2 separate regions of the Homo sapiens genome follow, and region 1 is linked to region 2. Evidence: read pairs that join two places in POLR2A ChIA-PET (ENCODE). Cell type or tissue: endothelial cell of umbilical vein. All regions are shown on one strand.

What was found. ChIA-PET counts read pairs that join two places held together with the same protein. Peaks named below come from ENCODE experiments on the same cell type or tissue, not always from the same donor. Only the 100,000 strongest peaks of a DNase experiment are listed, where the experiment ranks them.
Region 1: POLR2A ChIA-PET joins it to region 2 with 10 read pairs; 2 of 35 experiments call an interaction of 5 or more read pairs at or near these places.

Annotation. Positions count from the first base shown.
Region 1 is chr10:72,373,340-72,381,339 of GRCh38, forward strand. It overlaps MICU1 (mitochondrial calcium uptake 1), which reads right to left. Exons shown (of 12, transcript NM_001195518.2): 11 at 2,444-2,533. Among named protein-coding and RNA genes, the nearest start is that of DNAJB12, 22 kb to the left of the region's middle. In endothelial cell of umbilical vein, no CTCF peak of the experiment used is centred here; no DNase peak of the experiment used is centred here.
Region 2 is chr10:72,592,395-72,600,394 of GRCh38, forward strand. The region is part of intron 1 of MICU1 (mitochondrial calcium uptake 1); the gene reads right to left. Among named protein-coding and RNA genes, the nearest start is that of MICU1, 30 kb to the right of the region's middle. In endothelial cell of umbilical vein, no CTCF peak of the experiment used is centred here; a DNase peak (open chromatin) is centred at 3,237.

The DNA of each region.
Region 1 (8,000 bases), 220 kb before region 2:
TGGCTAAACTTATTTTTTGTAGCGATGGGATCTCGCTATGTTGCCTAAGCTGGTCTTGAACTCCTGGCCTCAAGTGATCTTCCCATCTCAGCCTCCCAAGTTGCTGGGATTACAGTTGTGAGCCACTCTACAGGCTTTCCTTTGGCATTTTGACCTAAGATCTTGCAGTGGTAAAAATAACAACGGCTTTTTGTTAAGTATACTTTTTCTTTCTAGATTAAGAAAATAAATCTCAGAGATGTTAAATAATTTTCCAAAGGTGATTTAAGTAGATAATGACAGAACCTCTTTCTAAAAAGCTAGAAAATCAAACATCATTTTCCAGGACTTCTAGGGAAAAGGGGGGACTTGAGAAGCTAGTTGCATTTATTCCCATATTTACTTCACAGACCAGGTCTTGGATATTGGCTTCAAAAATTATAAAAATAATAAAAATAAATGTTTTTTGGAAAAAATTTAAACCACCTAGAAGTGATTGGAGTGAAAACAAAAATCTGGAGAAAGTTAATATATGTCTACAGCACTGCTGTGCATTAGAACTCTCTGCGATGTGGGAAATGTTTTATATTTGTGCTATTCAATACAGTAGCCACTAGCTAGTTTAAATTTAAATGTAGCTAATAGCCACATGTGCCTTGGTGGTATCATACTGTGGACAGGGCAGCTCTAGAGAATAAACCCACCCCTACCTGAGAGTGAGGCCATCTCTTTAACCTAGCCCTAGGGCTTCCTTTGAGTTCAACCTTGGTTTTGTAGGTATAGGCTGGAGATTTATTTTATTTATTTAATTGTACTTTTTGAGACAGGGTCTCACTCTGTCACCCAGGCTGTAGTGCAGTGGTGTGATCATGGCTCACTGCAGTCTTGACTTCCCCGCTTCAAGCGATCCTCTCACTTCAGCCTCCTGAGTAGCTGGGACTATAGGCACACATGTGCTACCATGCCTGGCTAATTTTTAAAATTTTTTGTAGAGACATGGTCTTACTATATTGCCCAGGCTGGTCTCAAACTCCTGGGCTCAAACCATCTTCCTGCCTTAGCCTCCTAAAGTGCTGGGATTACAGGTATGAGCCACCACGCCAGGCCAAGGCTAGAGATTTAAATAACTCAAGTTCAACTTAATAACATAAATAATTCAAGTTAATGAACACCTATTATGTGAGAAGTACTATCCAAGGTCCTATGGGGGGTAGGAAGGTGAAAAGGACTTGCAACTACCCTTAAAAAGCTCAGGGAACCATGTTAAGGAATAAAAAAGCCCAGAAGTGATTCTTATGCTGGGACCAAAAGGGAAGCTCCATAGGCTGGAGCTTTTGAGCAGGCTCTTGAATTCCATTAGCCCAGCTTTCTGGAGGATGATGAACAACAAATACTGGCTGTGGGGTAAGAGAGGGTGGTAATATAGTAAATAAAACAGAGGGGGCAGTACAGTTTTAGTTCAAATCCTGGTTTTGCCATCTACTATTATCTTTTTTTTTTTTTTTTTTTTTTTTTTGAGATAGAGTCTCGCTCTGTCGCCCAGGCTGGAGTGTTGTGGCACGATCTCTGCTCCCTGCTGCCTCCCGGGTTCAAGTGATTCTCTTGCCTCAGCCTCTCGAGTAGCTGGGATTTCAGGCACGCACCACTGTGCCTGGCTAATTTTTGTATTTTTAATAGAGACGGGGTTTCACCATGTTGGCCAGGCTGGTCTTGAGCTCCTGACCTCAGGTGATCCGCCTGCCTCAGCCTCCCAAATACTATTATCTTTGTGACCTTAGGAAATCTACTTAACCTCTCTGAGTCTCAGCTTTCTCATCAGTAAAAAGTGGTCAATAACAATACCTAGGTCAGAAGATTAAATGAGCAGATTAACTTTCTGGCTCATAGTAAGCATTGAAAAAGTGTAAGCATCCGTTGTTATTGTTGTTATTAGTATATCAGCTACCATACCTAAAAAATAATGCCAAGGTCAAACCAGAACCAGATCTCTTGAATGGGCTAAATGACAGAGCAGAGTGGCCACAGACACAACAGACCACTGTGTGGAGCTGGAATGCTATGGAGATGGAATGCAACTGGCTGGAATGTGCCCTGGGTGGTGGAGAGATCAGTACTGCCTTCTTTCTAAAGACACTCAGATACCTGAGTGCTCCGTATCCGCTAAGTAGCAAGTTGAGTCTGACATTTTTGTTTCCATTTTTAAGATGCTTATGGTCATAAATTAATTTAGGCCTATAGGCATATTGGAATTATAAGAAGAAGAAATGGAAAACAGAAGCCAGGGCCAGGGGTTCGATTTCTCAGTATCATCATGCCAAGGGCTGAGGTGCTAATGTGAGAAAGGTGGGTAGCTTGAAGAGGATGGGCTGGTACACAGATGCTGTCCGCAAGGCTCCATTATACACAAGGGCCTCTAAGGGCAGCTAGGCTGTTTCCCCTCCGGGCTCCAGAGGGCCCCACTCACCATCACAGTCAAAGAGTGCAAACACCACATCACACACGTGGTCTGAGAGCTCCACTTTAGCCACTGTCCTGGCCACCTGCTGCATGGTCACTGAAAAAAGAAAGAGGTGCATTAGCACAGCAGAGGGATTTTCATTTTGCTTTCTCTGATTCAGGGGATAAAACGACTCAGTCATAATACAAGTTTTCAACTGCATTTAAGTCACATTTAAGAAAATGATAAGTTAGGCTGGCCACAGTGGCTCATGCCTGTAATTCCAGCACTTTGGGAGGCCGAGGAGGGTGGATCACCTGAGGCCAGAACTTCAAGACCAGCCTGGCCAAGATGGTGAAACCCTGTCTCTACTAAAAATACAAAAAATTAGCCGGTGCCTGTAATCCCAGCTACTTGGGAGGCTGAGGCAGAGAATTGCTTGAACCCGAGAGGCGGAGGTTGCAGTGAGCTGAGATCACGCCACTGCTCTCCAGCCTGGGAGAGTGAGACTCCGTTTCAAAAAAAAAAAGAAAAAATGATAATTGAGTTTTTATTCATAAGCTCCCTCCTTTTCACCTCAAGTTCTGTTCTTTTCTACTGCTGCTACAGTTTAGGAGGTATATATAGTTAATTAAGAATGCCTAGGCTGGCCAGGCGCGGTGGCTCATACCTGTAATCCCAGCACTTTGGGATTCCGAGGCAACATGGCGAAACCCTGTCTCTACAAAAAATACAAAAAATTAGCCCGGCATGGTGGTGTGCACCAGCTACTTGGGAGGCTGAGGTGAGAGGATAGCTTGAGCCCAGGAGGCAGAGGTTTCAATGAGCTGAGATGGCGCCACTGTACTGGAGTAACACTCTATGTAACAGAGTGAGACACTGTCTCAAAAAATAAAAAGTGCCTGATATTCAATTTATAGACAGAAAGTAGATTAGAGGTTATTGTGGGCTGAGGGGAATGGGGAGTTACTGCTTTATGTATACAGAATTTCTGTCTGGGGTGATGGAAAAATTTTGAAAATAGTGATGATGGTTGTACAACATTGTGAATGTAATTAATGTAATTCCACTGACTTGTATATTTAAAAATGGTTATAATGGCACATTTTATGCCATATATATTTTTATATTTATATATATATTTATAGAAATATATAAATGGGTGGTGGGAACAAGGAGGCTTGTCTGTGGTGTGAGTACACTAAGGCTTCACGCCTTGGTGGGTGAATGACAGCTAAGTGCCTGCACAGTGAGCCCTCCCTGCCCAACTCTGTCCCTCCTCCCTACTGGTTTTGCACCAGACTTCTTCCAACTGAGCCCATTGGTATATGCACTGGCCCTTGTCTTAACAGTTCAGGATGCGTATCTTTCTTTTTTTTTTTGAGACAGAGTCTTACTCTGTCCGCCAGACTGGAGTGCAGTGGCACGATCTCGGCTCACTGCAACCACTGCCTTCCGGGTTCAAACAATTCTCCTGCTTCAGCCTCCCAAGTAGCTGGGACTACTGGTGCCTGCCATCACGCCTGGCTAATTTTTATATTTTTAGTAGAGATGGGGTTTCACCATGTTGGCCAGGGTGGTCTTGAACTCCTGACCTCAGGTGATCTGCCCACCTCGGCCTCTCAAAGTGCTGGGATTACAGGGGTGAGCCACCACACTCAGCGGGCCCGGCCAATAGTTCAGGATGCATATCTTTCTTTTAAAAAATATATATTTTTAGACCTCAGCAAAAAATCACTTTTCTCTTGCCGTTTTCTCTTTCCCAGACATTCACCGTCAAACACTAGCAATTATGTTAGAATTGGGTTCTCATGAAAGACAAGACAGGAAGGACGAGGCAATTTCCACTGCCTTCTCTCTCATTTATCCTCAAACCTGGTCTAGCTACACCTATAAATCATGTTATTGCTTCTGGACACATTCTTAAGTGAGGTAAAATATGAGGGAAAGAAAAGGATTAATTTCCATTTATGCTGGTAATGAAGAGCTCTCTATAATCATCACATTAGATTCATCCAGAAGCCAAGTGAACTTAAACTAGAACCACTGTGCCTTGTTTATCGCATTCCTATAATTTCAGTTCCTATTATCAGCCCATCTTGTCATTTTTTGCATTTGATCTTTCACTTTGCCTCTATCACCTCCATATATTTACCCGATACGGTTTAGATTTGTGCCCCCACCCAAATCTCATGTCAAATTGTAATTCCCAGGCCAGGCGTGGTGGCTTACACCTGTAATCCCAGCACTTTGGGAGGCCAAGGCTGATGGATCACCTGAGGTCAGGAGTTCGAGACCAGCCTGGCCAACATGGTGAAACCCTGTCTCTACTAAAATAAATACAAAAATTAGCTGGGCGTGGTGGTGCGCACCTATAGTCCAAGCTACTCAGGAGGCTGAGACATGAGAATCACTTGAACCTGGGAGGCGGAGGTTGCAGTGAGCCAAGACTGTGCCACTGCACTCCAGCCTCGGTTACAGAGCGGGACTCTGTCTCACAAAAGCAAAACAAAAACAAAAAAACCCTGAAAATCCAAAAACAAATGGTAATCCCCAGTGTTGGAGGAGGGGCCTGGTAGGAGGTTACTGGATCATGGGGGCAGATTTCCCCCTTGCTGTTCTCATGATAGTAAGCGAGTTCTCATGAGATCTGGTTAAGTGTGTGGCACCTCCCACCTCTCTCTCTTCCTCCTGCTCTGGCCATGTGAGACGTGCCTCCTTCCTCTTCGCCTTTCACCAGGATTGTAAGTTTCCTGAGGCCTCCTCAGCCATGCTTCCTTTACAGCCTGTGGAACTGTGAGCCAATTAAGCCTCTTTTCTTTATAAATTACCCAGTCTCAGGTAGTTCTTTATAGCAATGCAAGAATTAATTAATACATCACCACAGTGCCCCCAACATCAGCAGATGCAAACACTGGAGCAATGCAGAGGAGCAAGGTAATGCGGTAGAAAACAAGGCTTGGAGTAACGGGACCTGGGCTCCAGTTCTGGCCCCACCACCAACGTGCTGTGTGACCCGGATGGAGTCACTTGATCTCTTTAGATTTAATTTTCTCATGTTCAAGTGGAGGGATGCCACCAGACAACTGCTGAGGCGGCTTACTAGCACAAAGAAGGGTTTATTGGTGTCATCTAGAATCTGAGGGTGAGGTTGGGGTGGAAATATCCCATCTTTTCTCCCAGGATCTGAGTTAGGGTGAAGAGGAAATTAACATTCTTTGGTACTAAAAGACTGAAGTATAAGATATTGTGGTGGATATTCATGAGATGTGTGTTGGGAAATCTACAAGACTATAGCGCTCTAGAGTTTAGAAATTTAGCCTCACAAATCTAGATACTTGATTTGGCTCAGGAAAAACTTATTCCTGCTAACTAAACTGTCCACAGAAGGAACAGAAATCAGGCCAATTTGCAATAAGAATAGTAACTGTTAAGAGAACTACAATGATGACAGCTGGTCATTATACTTCTCAGTAGGAAAGCTACTAAGGAAACCCCATTCACCTCAGAAGATTAACCTCAAAAGATTACTCAGTGAAAACAGAATGAGATCAGAAGGAACTGGAAGCGCTTAAACTGTGATTGCCTACAGCTTTACTCTTTGCTGCCACAGAAATGTGTCCTGAGAAGGGGATCGGAACCTGTTCTGTATTAGATAAACATGAACACTTTCTGTTAACCATTCCTTTTTCTGCATTTCACATCAACCTTAAGCTTCTGACTTCCTTTTCTCTTTCCCAGTTCTTCCATTCTCTCAGGGCACAGCCTTCTGCAATTGTCTTGATATTTCAAGTACTCATCTTCTCCCCATGAAGATGGTGCCCTTTCCTGTAAATAAACCATTAATTAAATAATACTCAAGGATGTCAGTGAGAGCTCTTGACAATTTCTAATGAGAGGCTCATTAAATTGGTATTAAGTGGTTGTAGAATAGGGACTTCTGGAGGCCTCCAGCAAGAATGCCTCATTACAGATGCCATCTCTTCACAGAAAGTTATAGATTATGTTCCATCTCACATGGAGAGGGCTCTGGTGTCCTTCCTACCATAGGAGGAAGAACTAGGGCTGCTAAGTTATTGTAGCCCAAACCACTGGGATGTTAGCCAGCAAACAGCCTAGCTGGGGTCCCCTTTCCTGGTACAAGATCCTCATTATAGGCCCCTGGGGTATGAATCAGAGTCGTGCAGGAAGCCAACATTTAATAGCTGGTGAGCTGTCAAACTAGGAGCACCTGGGATGAGTGGGATGACGGCAGATTACAAGCCAAGTGCTTGACAGCTGGTCCTGAGAGTTGGTTCATTCATATTTGCTTCCAATATCTCTGAATCCAGTCATAATCACAGCAAGCAGAACAAGTTTTCCTCCCAGATCTCAACTTTTTTATGCAGACCAGTTGTTGGTACTGGAATTCTGGCCTCCCTATTTGATGATGCTGACTGATGGTTGGGATTCCAGCTCCCAATCTGAAAGATGTCTACAGGGAGCATGAAGGCACCCCAGCGAAGGCCTAGCTTTCTAAATACTACGTATTTTTGTACAAATCTGGCCCAGCTGCCTGAACAAAGGGTTTAAGTGCGATTGGGTGATTCCTATTAGATTGGGATGGGAGAGAATTTGTAGAAGTGGGCTCAACTAGTACTCAAAAATCTGGCACCATCTGGCTTTTTGCAAAGTCCAGGCAGAATCCGAGTTGTGTCAGGTCCCCAATTTACTCTCCAGCATGATTCATGACTGGCTGTTTCAACAGTAAAAAGAAACCCTGAGTTTGTGTGATATAATATCAGAAACTACATACATAAATCTATTCACCACAATAGTTAAACAGAAGAGCTCTGAAGTGATGAGAGCCCAAATGTCCACTTGGAATCAGAGAATCTTAGAACTGGAAGATACCTCAGAGGAAATGTGACGTTAAATAATTTGCCCAGGGTCACAATGCTAGATGGTAACAGAGCTGGGTCTCGAATTTTGGCTGGTGCCCTTTCCCTATACACACTGGGTCCACATGATCCCTTCCATATATGGACAATATCAATTCCTCCATGACATGAATCTGTCACCCTGAGGAGAAAGGGTTTAGATTAAAGAAAAGTCACATGGGAAATACTCAAGTCCTTTTGGTGAGGGATGAATGAATAATTGAATAACTGGGAGTTGTGAGGCACCAGCATTAATTATAGGTTGGCCGTGGATCTGACTACCCCCTACAGTGGAAGACACTGAGTATTCCCTAGGAACTCATACCGACAATTTTAGGGACAACTTAAAAAGTGTATTCAACAGCAATCCAACGAAAAGCACATGTAACGAATGTGGCCCTGGGAGTTTTTCTCCACAGCTGCCTCTGATGCACAGATACAGCTTTAGGCAGCATGACCCAGTTAGGAGCTACCTGCCTCTTCCTAATGCAAAAGTGTTTGGAAAGGTGGTATGACAAGTTGGGCTGACAGTCTCTAAGCTGTGTGGCCATGTACTATTCCTGCCTTACCGGACTGCAGTGGAGAAAATCAAAAGCTGACTGGTGATGGCCAAGGTTAAGTGAGGGGAGATGGTTCTGCTTCAGCCCTGGAAAGGCTGATGCAGA
Region 2 (8,000 bases):
ACATTTAAAGAAAAACTAACACCAATCCTACTAAGAACATTTCCACAAGATTGAAGAAGAGGAAACACTTCCTAACTCATTCTTTGAGGCCAATATTACACTAATATCAAAGCCAGACAAAGACACTACAAGAAAACTATAGACCAATATCCCTTATGAATACTGGTGTAAAAATCCTAAACAAAATACCGGCAAACCAAATGCAGCAGCATAAAAAAACACTTAGACACCATGACAAAGTGGGATTTATTCCTAGAATCCAAGGATGGTTCAACAGATGAAAACTAATTAATGCAATATACAACATTAACAGAATGAAGAAAAATCTACATGGTCATCTCAATTCATGCAGAAAGAGCATTTCCCAAAATTCCACACACTTTTCTTTCTTTTTTTTTTTTTTTTGAGATGGAGTTTCACTCTTGTTGCCCAGGCTGGAGAGCAATGGCGCAATCTCGGCTCACTGCAACCTCTGCCTCCCGGGTTCAAGCGATTCTCCTGCCTCAGCCTCCCAAGTACCTGAAATTACAGGCACCTGACACCATGCCTGGCTAATTCCTTTTGTATTTTTAGTAGAGACGGGGTTTCACCTTGTTGGCCAGGCTGGTCTTGAACTCCTGACCTCAGGTGATCCACCCACTTCGCCCTCCCAAAGTGCTGAGATTACAGGCATGAGACACCATGCCCACCCAATTCCATACTCTTTCATAATAAAAACACTTAACTAGGAAGAGAAGGAAACTATCTCAAAATAAGCCATATATGGAAAACCCAGAGCACACATTGCACTCAATGGTAAAAAACTGAAAGCTTTTCCTTTAAGATCAAGAACAAGGCAAGGATGTCTACTTTCACTGCTTTTATTCAACATAGTACTAAGTTCTAGCAAGACCAATTAGGGAGGCAATAAAGAAACAAAAAGCAGCCAGGCGTGGTGGCACACACCTGTAATCCCAGCACTTTGGGAGGCTTAGGCAGGCGGATCACTTGAGGTCAGGAGTTCAAGACCAGCCTGGCCAACATGGCGAAACCCTGGCTCTAATCGCTTGAACCTGGGAGATGGAGGTTGTAGTGAGCCAAGATCGTGCTACTGTACTACAGTCTGGGCGACAGTCGGACTCTGTCTCCAAAAAAAAAAAAAACCAAAAAGCATCTAAATTGGAAAGGAAGAAGTAAAATTATCAAATTATCTCTTCACAGACGACATGATCTTATATGTAGAAAATCCTAAAGATTGCACCAAAAAACTGTTAGAACTAATAAATGAATTCAGCAAGATGTTTTGCAGGATACAAAGTCAATATGCAAAACTGAACTGCATTTCTATACACTAGTGATAAACAATTGGAAAAGGAAATTACAAAAACAATTCCGTTTACAATGGCACCAAAAATAATAAAATCTTTAGGTATTAACCAAGGAAGTAAAAAAACTTGTACAATGAAAACTACAAAACACTGTTGAAAGAAATTAAAGATAGGAATAAGTAGAAACATACCCCAAGCTCGTGGATTGGAAGACTTAATACTGTTAAGATACAATACTAGTCAAAGTGATCTACAGATTCAATGCAATCCCATCAAAATCCCAATGACATTGTTTGAAGAAATAGAAAAACCCATGTTAAAATTCATACAGAATCTCAAGAGACTGAATAGCCAAAATAAGCTTGAAAAAGAGAAACAATAAGGGGATCTCACACTTCCTGATTTCAGAACTTATTACAAAGCTTGAGCAATCCAAAACAGTGTAGTACTAGCAGAAGGGCAAACATATAGACCAATGGAATAAAGTCCAGAAACAAGCCCTCACATACGTGGTCACATGATTTCTGACAAGAGTGTCAAGATCATTCAATGAGGGAAAGGACAAATATAAGCATACTGAAGTATCAACAAGAAGATCCACATAAAAAGAAAGCACTATAAATGGTGCTGGACAAACTGGGTATCTAGATGCAAAAGAGAAAGTTGAACCCTTACTTAACACCACATACAAAAATTAACTCAAAATAGATGAAAGGCCTAAATGTAACACCTAAAATCATAAAACTCCTAGAAAACCTAGATAGGGAAAAAGCTTCATGACACTAGATTTGGCAATGATTTCTTTGGATATGATTCCAAAGGCAAAGGCAACAAAAGAAAAAAATAGACAAATTAGACTTCATGAAAATTTAAAAATTTATCCATCAAAAGACACTATCAATGGAGTAAAAAGATAGCCAGGTGTGGTGGCTCACATCTGCAATCCCAGCACTTTCAGGGACCGAGGTAGGAGGACTGCTTGAGGCCCAGAGTTCAAGTCCAGCCTGGTCAACATAGCAAGACCCTGTCTCTACAAAAAATGTTTAGAATGTTTTCTTTAATTAGCTGGACATGATGGTGCACCTGTAGTCCCAGCTACTGGGGAGGCTGAGGAAGGACGATCACTTGAGCCCAGGAGGTTGAGGCTGCAGTAAGCCAAGACTGTGCTACTGCATTCCAGCCTGGATGACAAAGTGAGACCCTGTCTCAAAAAAAGTACAATCCAAAAAAAAAAAAAAGATGAACCAATGAAAAATGAGAAAACATCAAAAAGAAAATCGAATACAAGACTTAGGTATGATACATTTATATAAGCATATTGAAGTATCAACAAGAAGATCCATATAAATTTATGAACACTGTCCTTATAAAGAAACGAGCTGAAATTCCGTATTTTTCCATGTGTAAATCCAAGAATAGAGACCTAGTGGGAGAAATGATCATGCCTGTACATAAGACCATATATCAGGCTGGGCGCGGTGGCTCACATCTGTAATCTTAGCACTTCGGGGAGGCCAAGGCAGGCAGATCACTTAAGGTTAGGAGTCTGAGACCAGCCTGGCCAACATGGAGAAACCCCGTCTCTACTACAAATACAAAAATTAGCCGGGCAGGGTGGCACATGCCCGAAGTCCCAGCTACTCTGGAGACCGAACCAGGAGAATCGCTTGAACTCAGGAGACGGAGGTTGCAGTGAGCCAAGATCGCATCACTGCACTCCAACCTGGGTGACAGAGACTCTGTCTCAAAAAAAAAAAAAAAAAGAAAAAAAGAAAAAAAAAAAAGACCATATACATCAAAGATAAGAGCAGTATTTGGAGGAATAATGCCAAAATGATAAGCAGAAATACAGGCAGAATCTGGAAAAATGGCTAACATAGCTATTTCATTCATGCCAATCTAAACAACCACTTCTTCCACACTTCTGACTACTTTCCTCACAAAAACAAAGCTCTTGGTCCTGCTAATTGTAGGAAATAACTTTTTGCTATCTTTAAGTAAACCTGTGAAGCATGCCACAAAGGTCTGGACAAGCTAAAGGAAGATATCTCAATTTCTAGAAAAGATTTATCTTCTCACACGCTACCACTGGTTAGCTCCCTTTCCCATAGAGGCTTTTTAAAAAATTTTGGATGAAAACATTCTAGGCCAGGTGCAGTGGCTCTCACCTATAATCCCAACACTTGGGGAAGCTGAGGAGGAAGGATGGCTTGAGCCCAGTTGTTCAAAACTAGTCTGGGCAACACAGTGAGGAGACTGTCTCCACAATAAAAAAATTTTTTTCTTTTTTTTTTTTTTTTTTGAGACAGAGTCTTGCTCTGCTGCCCAGGCCGGAGTGCAGTGGCACAATCTTGGCTCACTGCAACCTCTGCCTCCCAGGTTCAAGTGATTCTCCCGCCTCAGCCTCCCCAGTAGCTGGGATTACAGGCGCCCACCACCACGCCCAGCTAATTTTTGTATTTTTAGTAGAGATGGGGTTTCACTGTGTTGGTCTCGAACTCCTGACCTCATGGTCTGCCCGCCTCAGCCTCCCAAAGTGCTGGGATTACAGGCGTGAGCCACTGTGCCCCGCTGAAACATTTTTTAATTAGCCAGGCATGGTAGTACATACCTGTAATCCCAGCTACTCAGGAGACTGAGACAGGAGGATTGCTTGAGCCCGGGAGGTCAAGGCTACAGGGACTCCTGATCATGCCACTGTGCTCCAGCCTGAGTGACAGAGAGACCCTGTCTCAAAAAAAGATTTTTTAAGTTCTAGAAATCTGCTGTAAGATGTGGCTATACTTAACACTTCTGAACCATACACTTAAAAATGATTAAGACAACAAATTTGATGTTATATGTTTATCACAATAAGAATTCAAAAACAAACAAAAATCCAACACAGGGCCAGGTACAGTGGCTCACACCTGTAATCCCCAGCACTTTGGGAGGCCGAGGTGGGTGGACCAACTTGAGGTCAGGAGTTCGGGACCACCCTGGCCAACATGGTGAAACCCTATCTCTACTAAAAATACAAAAATTAGCCAGGCATGGTGGTGGGCACCTGTAATCCCAGCTACTCGGGAGGCTGAGGCAGGAGAATTGCTTGAACCCAGGAGGCAGAGGTTGCAATGAGCCGAGATGGCGCCACTGCACTCCAGCCTGGGTGACAGAGGAAGACCCCGTCTCAAAAAAAAAAAAAAACCAACATGAAGAACAAACAACAAAAAGAGTAAACCCTGATGTAAACTATGGACTTTAGTTAATAATAATGTTTCAATATTGGCTCATCAATTTTAATAAATGTATCACACTAATGCAAGATAAAAATAGGGGAAATTGGGGGGCGAGATGAAGGCATATGTGGGAACTCTGTACTTTTTGCTCAGTTTTTTCTGTAAACCTAGAACTGCTCCCCCAAAAGTCTATTAATTTAAAAAAATTTTATTTCACACTATATGGCATTTTCCGTTTATAAACATCATTTATCCAGATTCTATCACAATGAATATACATATTTCATATTCCTTGAGGAATACTCAATTACACCCACAATTGCTCACACTATTCTCCAAAACAGTACGAAATAGGTAAAAATTCCCATAATCCTTCCTACTTGAAATCTTTCATCTGTTTCAGTATATGTCATCCCTACGTAGCTATGGTGGAGAGTCAACTGCAAAGAATGGCTACTGACATCTTGTAGCCTTTCTCAACAGGAGTTCCATGAGAGACTTAAGACATTCTTGGGCTTATGCATCTAGAACGGTACTACAGGCTGAGTATCCCTCATCTGAAATGCTTGAGATCATAAGTGTTTTGGACTTTTAGGGTTTTTTTGCATTTTGGAATATATGTAAATACATAATGAGATATCTTAGGAATAGAACATGAAATGTGTATCATTAAATTTATTGTGTTAATCATTTTTAAGTGTATGGTTCAGAAGTGTACAGTCATAAAATTTCACGTCTAAACATGAAATTCATTTATGCTTCATATATACCTTATACATATAGCCTGAAGGTTATTTTATACAACATTTTTTGTAATTTTTGCATGAAACAAAGTTTGCGTACATTGTGCACAAAAGATATATTGCAGCTGAAGGAGGCTGGATTGGTCTCCTTTCCCTTGGGGCCACTGAATAAACTGTGTGTTGTGCGCCTGTGTTATGACTGCAGCCAGTCACATGAGGTTAGGTGTGGCATTTTCCACTTGTAGCATCATGTCAGTGGTCAAAAAGTTTCAGATTTGGGAGCATTTCAGATTTCAAGTTTTTGGATTAAGGATGCTCAATCTGTAGTTATGTACCAATCTGAGGAGAAATGTGAAAATAACCACTGAAATCATTCTCTGCATTCTGTGGTTCAGACATGAAACCCCAGTTGAGAATTAGTATTAGAGATATGAAAAACTAACCAGAACTAAAAGCATTAAAAGTAGCTAATGCTATTAGTCATCACATCCCTATTTTGTGTAGAGAATAGAGGAATTAACAAAACAAAAATAATATATCTATCACTGAGGTAAGAGAGGTAGAGGAGCTACTTAAACTTCATCTTTCAAAATATATTCTTTTTTTTTTTGAGATGGGACCCTTGCCCTGTCGCCCAGGTTGGATTGCAGTGGCATGATCTCGGCTCACTGCAACCTCTGCCTCCTGGATTCAAGCAATTCCCTTGCCTCAGCCTCCCAAGTAGCTGAGACTACAGGCGCCCGCCACCACGTCTGGCTGATTTTTGTATTTTTAGTAGAAACAGGGTTTCACCATGTTGGCCAGGCTGGTCTTGAACTCCTGACCTCAAGTGATCCACCCGCCTCAGCCTTCCAAAGTGCTAGGATTACAGGTGTCAGCCACCGTGCCGGGCCTCAAAATATATTCTTAAGCTGTCTCTGCTAACCCCTACAGATTAGCTCAATCAAATATACCCATAAAAAGAGAATAACCATTAATGTTTTCCTGAGATGCATATAATCACTTACAAGAGGAAATCCTGACAATGGTTATGTGAAAAGGTCCGGATTATTTTTACTAGATCCTAAATGAAGAATAACCCCAAAAAATGAAATATTAAAATAATACTACCTTAAAATTTATTCCTAAATATTAGGGTCTGGAAAAAACTATTTCAGAGCATTCTACCAGCCCCATGAAATGTAACCCTAATCCCTCCTTTTCTTTTCTCCTTACTCCTTTTCTTCCCTTTTTCTTTTTTTTCCCATTCATATCTTAAACCTGCAAAGTCATTCCAAGGCACTTTCAGCCTCACTGATATTTCTCAAGACTAAAGAGAGCTATTAATACACCCTAAAATGTGAGTTTCCCGTTCCATCGTCCATGGTCAGATTTCTAAGTCAGGACACAAAGGAAACACCAAATGCCTTATGTTTATCCTCATCTTTATCCCCAGGCAGAGCTTCTGTCTGGCAAGCCAATGTAGGTGGTAATCTAAATGCCTCGGTTCATCTTTCCCTGGCTTGCAGCTCTCACCCTGGCCTTTGTGTTAACACAAAGCATTCCTAAACACCAAAAGAGAGAAGAGAACAATAATGTGTATAACAATGAAGTACAATGGACTTACAAGTCTTAAATTCAAATTATTAAATGCAGAATTTAAAAAGTATTAAATGCAAACATTTAAATATTAATATTTAAAATATTAAATGTGAATTCCTAGAAATAAACAATTGATAAGTTTTACATCAGGCGCTGTTCTGAGTAGCAAGATGAAACCCTGAACCATGCAACTCCATCCCACCTGGAACATGAATCATCCCTTTACCCAGCATATCCATGCTCTACACACTACACACCCCTTAGAGTCACTTAGGAGCCCTCTGGCTTATCAGATCAACTGTTCAGCATCACAGTGCTTATGTTATTTTACTTAATAAAGGCCCTAAAGCCCAAGAGTAGTGATGCTAGCAATTCAGATTTGTTAAAGAGAAACAGTAAAGCCAGCATCACCCAAAACCTGCCTCCATCCTTCCCTCCCTTCTTTCTTCCTTCCTTACTTCCTGCCTTCTTTCTTCCTTCCTTCCTCTTTCTTACTTACATTGGCAACTTCTATTATGTACCACAATACCAATGTATGAAATTCATTCTCCAAGTTTATCACCCGCCTATGCACACAAACACACACTCTCAAAGTGACAATACCCTGGTAGACTTCATTAGACTTTATTAAAGTGCTTCTTTTAAGTGGAAAGATAAAAGTTTTTGACTTCATAAGAAGAAAAGAATCATATGCCAAGGCTGCTAAGATCTACAATAAAATGAATCTTCTCCCTCTGGAATTGTGAGGAAAGAAAAAGAAAGTCATGGCCAGGCATGGTGGCTCACGCCTGTAATCCCACCACTTTGGGAGGCTGAGGCCGGTGGATCACCTGAGGTCAGGAGTTCAAGACCAGTCTGGCCAACATGGTGAAACCCCGTCTCTACCAAAAATACAAAAATTAGCGGGACATGATGGTGGGCGTCTGTAGTCCCAGCTACTCTGGGGGTTGAGGCAGGAGAACTGCTTGAATCCGGGATGGGGAGGTTGCAGTGGGCCAAGACTGTGCCATTGCACTCCAGCCTGGGTGACAAGAGTGAAACTCCATCTCAAAAAAAAAAAAAAAAAGATCTACAATAAAAATGAGTCTTCTTTCTGTGGAATTGTGAGGAAAGAAAAATTTATGGCCAGGCACAGTGCCTCACACCTGTAA